Regions from separate parts of the Homo sapiens genome. Here region 1 is linked to region 2. Evidence: chromatin contacts called from ENCODE Hi-C data. All regions are on one chromosome and are shown on one strand. The core of a region is the stretch at or near the end of the contact, and the rest is flanking DNA. Distances in the headings are between cores, read along the strand shown. Region 1 overlaps CILK1 (ciliogenesis associated kinase 1). Region 2 holds the start of GSTA5 (glutathione S-transferase alpha 5).

The links. Hi-C counts contacts between places; a loop is a spot of excess contacts on that map. Pooled maps may share reads with other maps.
Region 1: a pooled map shows a loop between it and region 2 (4-fold over the local background). The contact joins the enhancer-like site here to the promoter of GSTA5 in region 2. A Hi-C loop is called at or near these places in 4 of 50 pooled maps.

The regions. Positions count from the first base shown.
Region 1 is chr6:53,047,116-53,049,902 of GRCh38, forward strand. The region is part of intron 1 of CILK1 (ciliogenesis associated kinase 1); the gene reads right to left. Among named protein-coding and RNA genes, the nearest start is that of CILK1, 13 kb to the right of the region's middle. Within about 2 kb of position 1,401, at least 5 of the 41 ENCODE cell types and tissues checked have a DNase peak (open chromatin) inside an H3K27ac peak, as active enhancers do.
Region 2 is chr6:52,839,530-52,842,249 of GRCh38, forward strand. It overlaps GSTA5 (glutathione S-transferase alpha 5), which reads right to left and starts at 1,284. Exons shown (of 6, transcript NM_153699.3): 1 at 1,198-1,284. The coding sequence starts at 1,284.

The sequences.
Region 1 (2,787 bases), core at 151-2,650, 210 kb after region 2:
GATGGGGGCTGAGCTTTGAGAGTTCTGAAAGTTTTCCAGGTCTAATGTGCAACCAGGGCTGGGTACGAGGCTAGAGCGTAAAACCAATTCAATGGAGGGCGATGGGGCAAATTGCAGGAAATAGCTAGAAAGTTAGGGTGGGCCCAATTATGAACGAGTATGTGTGTCATGCAGGAGTTTTTTGTTTTTGCTTTTGTTATTTTTTTGAGACAGGGTCTCACTCTGTCACCCAGGCTGGAGTACAGTGGTGAAAATCACAGCTCACTGTGGCCTCAACCTCCTAGGCCCAAGTAATCCTCCCACCTCAGCCTCCCAAGTAGCTGGGAGTACTTGGTGTACACTACCAGGCTTTTTTTTTTTTTTTTTTTTTAAGAGATGAGGTCTCTTTTTTTTTTTTTTTTCCCAGGTTGGTCTTGAACTTTTGGGCTCAAGCAATTCTCCCACTTTGGCTTCCCAAAGTGCTAGGATTACAGGCGTGAGTACACCTGGCCTCACGCAGGAGTTTGATTTTTATCCTACAGAAGGGAGTTCCTCAGAGTTTTTAAAGCAGAGAAACAGCATGAATAAAATCCCTCTGGAGACTACATAGATGTTAGAATAGAGATCAGAGGCAGAGACTAATTAGGAGGTTACTCCAATAGCCCAGGTGAAATATGATGAAAGCCCAAACAAAGGCACTGGACTGGGTGAGTCTTAGATACAACAGGAGACTATGGGTTTGAGATAGGGAATGTGTGTTTTTGTGTTATTTGGACAATGTACAGAGATGTGGGTTCTGTTTTCTCGGGGGCTGAATTTGAGGTATGTACAAAACCTCTCACTGGAGATGCTCAATAAGCAAATAGCTCTAAGGTTGTTTTATTTTTCCCCAAAGATAGAGTATTATTGGAGTTCTTATTGGGAACACAGCATTCAGACAAGGCTGATACACTGTGTAACTCCAGGGTACTCCATTCACATAGAACACAACGTGAAAGGTGCCCACTGGAGTTGTTAAATAAGGCAGCCTGTGTTCAGAATAAGGAATGCAATAGTCCCATCACATCCTTGGTTTACTGCTCCAGAGGCCAAACTTCAAGAGAAATATTAAAGAACATAGTGAGGCATCTAAATGAAAGTACAAGAAGGGTAGATGAAGAAACACCGGATGCTGGAAGCAAAGGAGACTTGGAAAGCCATGATAATTGTTCCAAGTGTACAAAGGATATCAGAGAGAAGGGTTAGTTACACTAGGTATGGTTCCAGAGAACAAGAACCATGACCACTCTTTGAGCTTTCTATTATTCACATTAGTGAATTATTTCCCATACTGAAAAAAAGTGAATGGTATTAGCCAAAATAGCATTAGACAAGAAGCACCAGTCAGCTCACAGTCCAATCTGAGCATATCCTAGCAGGATGTGGTTAAATACATTTGAGAATGGTATTGTTCAGCTATTCATCCTTTTTGTGGTGGCCCAAATATGATGAGTCACCTCATAATCTGAAAGTAAAGAACAAAAACTTACTGTTGCGCTGGGAAAATAGGGCGATGGACAATGCACTAGAAAAAAGAAGGGACCATGGTAGGCGCCTTCGCTGCTCTACTCCATAGCAATGCTTCTCTTCTTGCTTAGTTTACAGAACCTGATTTTACTCAGGATTCGACATACTCAGGCACAGCAGCCACCCCAGGGCATGAACTATGATAGATCTAAGCCAAGCAAAGGAATTCTACTTCCTTACTAAAATCTGTTTAGGAGTGGTGCCATGGCTCGGACTTACGAGAATGAAAGGGAAGTGAGCTGGTGAGGAAGAAGAGCTTCTGAGAAGGAATCTACTCCCTAATAAAGACAGTTGACAAAGAAGCGGCATTGAACATGGCTGTGTAAAGTGTGATATTTAGGGCTGAGGCAGAGACGGCTATGAGACATCAGCTCTAAAGATGAGAATCCCAGCTGCAGAGGGTGTATTCATAGAAAGAGGTTGAGTCCTTGATGACATCAGTGAGCTGCTGCTTGAACCCTGAAAATATATGCCTTTGGGCTTATTGTTCTACAACCTAATTGAAGGTCTCTGTTGAAGAAGTCACTGTTAATCTATCCACTACAGCTGAAAGCATTCCTGATACTATGGGCTACACCCACTTACAGTGGGCTATACTAACTTTTGTATTTTAGGTGACAAAATACAAAATTCTCTACAGGAGGTGACAGATAGACCTTTATGGTTAGCATAGTTTTGAAGACTGAAAGAGGTGTACAGCTGGAGACAAATTAGAAGTAACTATTAGCCTAATGTTCATTTGCTTTCCATTATCTGCTTCCATTTTGAAAGAAAATAAGATGCAAGTAAGATACAAACCTATTGTGGTAAAAGAATGTCCAAAAACGGCCCTCAGTATCACTCCAGGTTGCTTGGACAACTAGCTAGCTGAAGCTTTGTGACCTTGTGCAATCCAGTCATGTGCCTGTAACATGGCAGGTGGGAAACATGAAAGGATTCCACTTTGCATGACAAGTGGGGCCCAACATGGGGACCACTCTGCATGCCATCCATAGTGACATTTACTACAGATAACCACAGAGCTTCAGTCAAAGGCAACCAAGGCAAACACAGAACTCTCAAGCTGAGTTCTTTTTTCTTTTTGTGAGACAGGGTCTTGCTCTGTCTCCCAGCTGGAGTGCAGCTGTGTGATCATGGCTCACTGCAGCCTCATGGGCTCAGACAATCCTCCCACCTCAGCCTCCTGATTGGCTGGGACTATAGGCATGCACCACCAGGCCTGGTTAATTTTTGTATTTTTCG
Region 2 (2,720 bases), core at 34-2,533:
CAAAGTACCGTTCCGAGGCTCAGGTCCACACGGCGCTGTGAGGCTGAAGGGGCGCGCTAGAAGTTCCCTTCACAGGACGCCACCTCACCTGAAACCCCCCTTTTCTGCTGCCACCCGAGGGACAAGATCTCCTGAGTTTGTCCATGACTCACTTCCCAGGAAAACCCTCAGGCAGTCGCTGAAGGACTCTGGTCTGGACTGGGAAGTGTTTTTCTCAGTGACACCTCTAGAGGGCAGCACTCAGCGGAGTCCCACAGACACCTCCAGGCATTTCCTACTCAAACACTGGGAGGATGACCTGGTAACACTGGGGAATGCTTGGGTGTTCTAGAAGCCTCCACGCCTCATTTTAACCACGTGTTTACTTGTCTGCATCCTCATAGACATGTAGGCCGCCCCAGGGCAGGGACTGTGTCTGTCTTGTTCACTGTCTATCTCCATGACCTAGTACAGAACCTGGAATTAATAAGTGCTCAACAAATAATTGCTGTGAATGTAGTCAATCTTTAATAGGTAGTTTGTTACAATCCACTCCCTTACACCTCTCATTTATAGTTTGCATTTTACCTCTAACTACAGCCATTTTTAAATATTACGTATTTTCATTTTTTTGTTGTGGAAATTATGAACATGAATAAAAATAAACAGAAAAGCATAAAAATTCTCCTTATATTTCTCACCTAGAATCAATAATTATCAACCAAAACCAATGTGAAGTTATATTTATGCCCACCTACTTCTCCTTTTGTAATAATTCCAAAGAAATCCCAGATCCATATGATTAATCCTTAAATACTTCAATGTGTTTTCCTAAAACACATAAACTGTTCTAAAGATAACCATAGTACATTATCACACATGAAATATTAACAATAATTATTTCATGTCATCAAATATTCAGTCAATATCCAAGTTTCTAATGCCATAAATTATTTTTTACAGTTTGTTTAAATTCTAATCCACTTAAGTTCTACACTTTTTGATTAGTTTCTTAATTGTATTTTAATATGTATGCTCTTAGATAAGAAGAAATTTTAACAATTTTTAGGTCAAATCTATTCATCTTTTTCTTAATTACAGTCCATTTTTATTTAAGGCACAATGCTTCAGTAAGTAATCATTGCATAGTTTCTGTGGGAAAAGTATGTGATAACGCAATTTTAAATCCAACTTAAGATGACCTTACTCAGAACCTACCTCTACTCCAGCTGCAGCCAGGAGCCACCGAATGGACTCCATACTGCCCCGTGCATTGGAGTAGTGGAGCTTGGGCTTCTCTGCCATGATAGCAGTCTCCTGGAGGTTTCTCTAAGCCTGAATGAATGAATGAATAATTGAAACGATAGAATCAAAAATGTACTTTAGGATGTGTGGTTGAAAACCACAAACAATGCTGAAGAAGAACCTGCCTTCTTCATGACTGGGTTGAAGGAGTTCCTGGAATGTTTTCTTGGCTCAAATTGTTACCCAGCAGTGGCCACCCTCAAACCAGTCTCAAGTCTTCATTGTTTACCTGTGACTTTTCTTGGCAGCCTAAGAGGTGAGAGTATGTGGTAATAATACATGTACAGGAGTTAATGGAAGGGGAAGAATTCAAGAACTAATATTTATTGAAAACTTCCTCATGATCCTTCCTCAATGCTAGTCCCTTTCAATATTTTATATCTTTAACCCTCCTTATAGTCTCATTAAATGGTTGTTTTCTCCAATTTTTAGTTAATGAAATCGAACATCAGAGAAATACAATGTTCACAGTCACACTCTGGTTGGTGATGGACATGAATATCTACACCAAGGACTAAAATGAAGTCACGCCTGGAAGACATCTGGGTGAAGGCCCTGGGAACCCATGAACTGGTTGTGAAACCAGAGGATGTCACTGACAGGGAGGACCGGCAGGGAGCTAAGTCACTCTTCAGCTCTCTGGCTGTGAGACTGCATTTGATCAAAACCAGAAATTAGGCTTCAGACTTGTTTTACTGTAGCTAGAAGATCCAAAGTCTTTCAACAGAGAATGCTAATACCTTGCTTCTTTTGGTGTTCTATATTTTAACTCTGTGGGGGGCATTTTGTTTTATAACCTGGCAAAAGAGATGTTGCTGCATTAACTTTGCAGGATATGGAAGGAGCTAGCATTTGTTCAACGTCAGTCATACACTGGCCATTCTTCTAAACTTCTCTCATTTTGTCCTACAAAAATCACCTAAGGTGAAAGGCTGTTGCTATTCTCATTTTACAGTTGAGGATACTGAGGTTTTTAAAGTAACTTACCCAGATTAAGTGGTGGATCTGGGATGCAGACTCACTGCTATTAAAAACTAAAGACTGAGTCTTATTTTCTATGTTAATGTTTCTCAAATATGCATGGTAATCTTTCAGTAGATTGTGAAACCCCAGTACTTTTTAAAATAAAATAGAAAAGAATAAAAATATCAGTGAGCATGACATGTTGAAGGGTAAGTAATGTTTCATGAGTTGTTAGTTTCAGTTATTTGTATATTGTGTGTATGGATGTTTGCATGTGTGCACGCTCACCTGCTTGTTGTAAATGGTTAGAGAGAAATTGACTGGGCTCATCAGTGAAGTTTGATAGCCCTTGCTCTATCCCAGGCTGTTTGGGAGGTGGAACATAGCAGAGTATCAGAGAATGAAAACCAATGGCTGCAAGGACAGATGCAACTAATTGTATCATGAATGTGAATGGAAGGACACAGGACTCA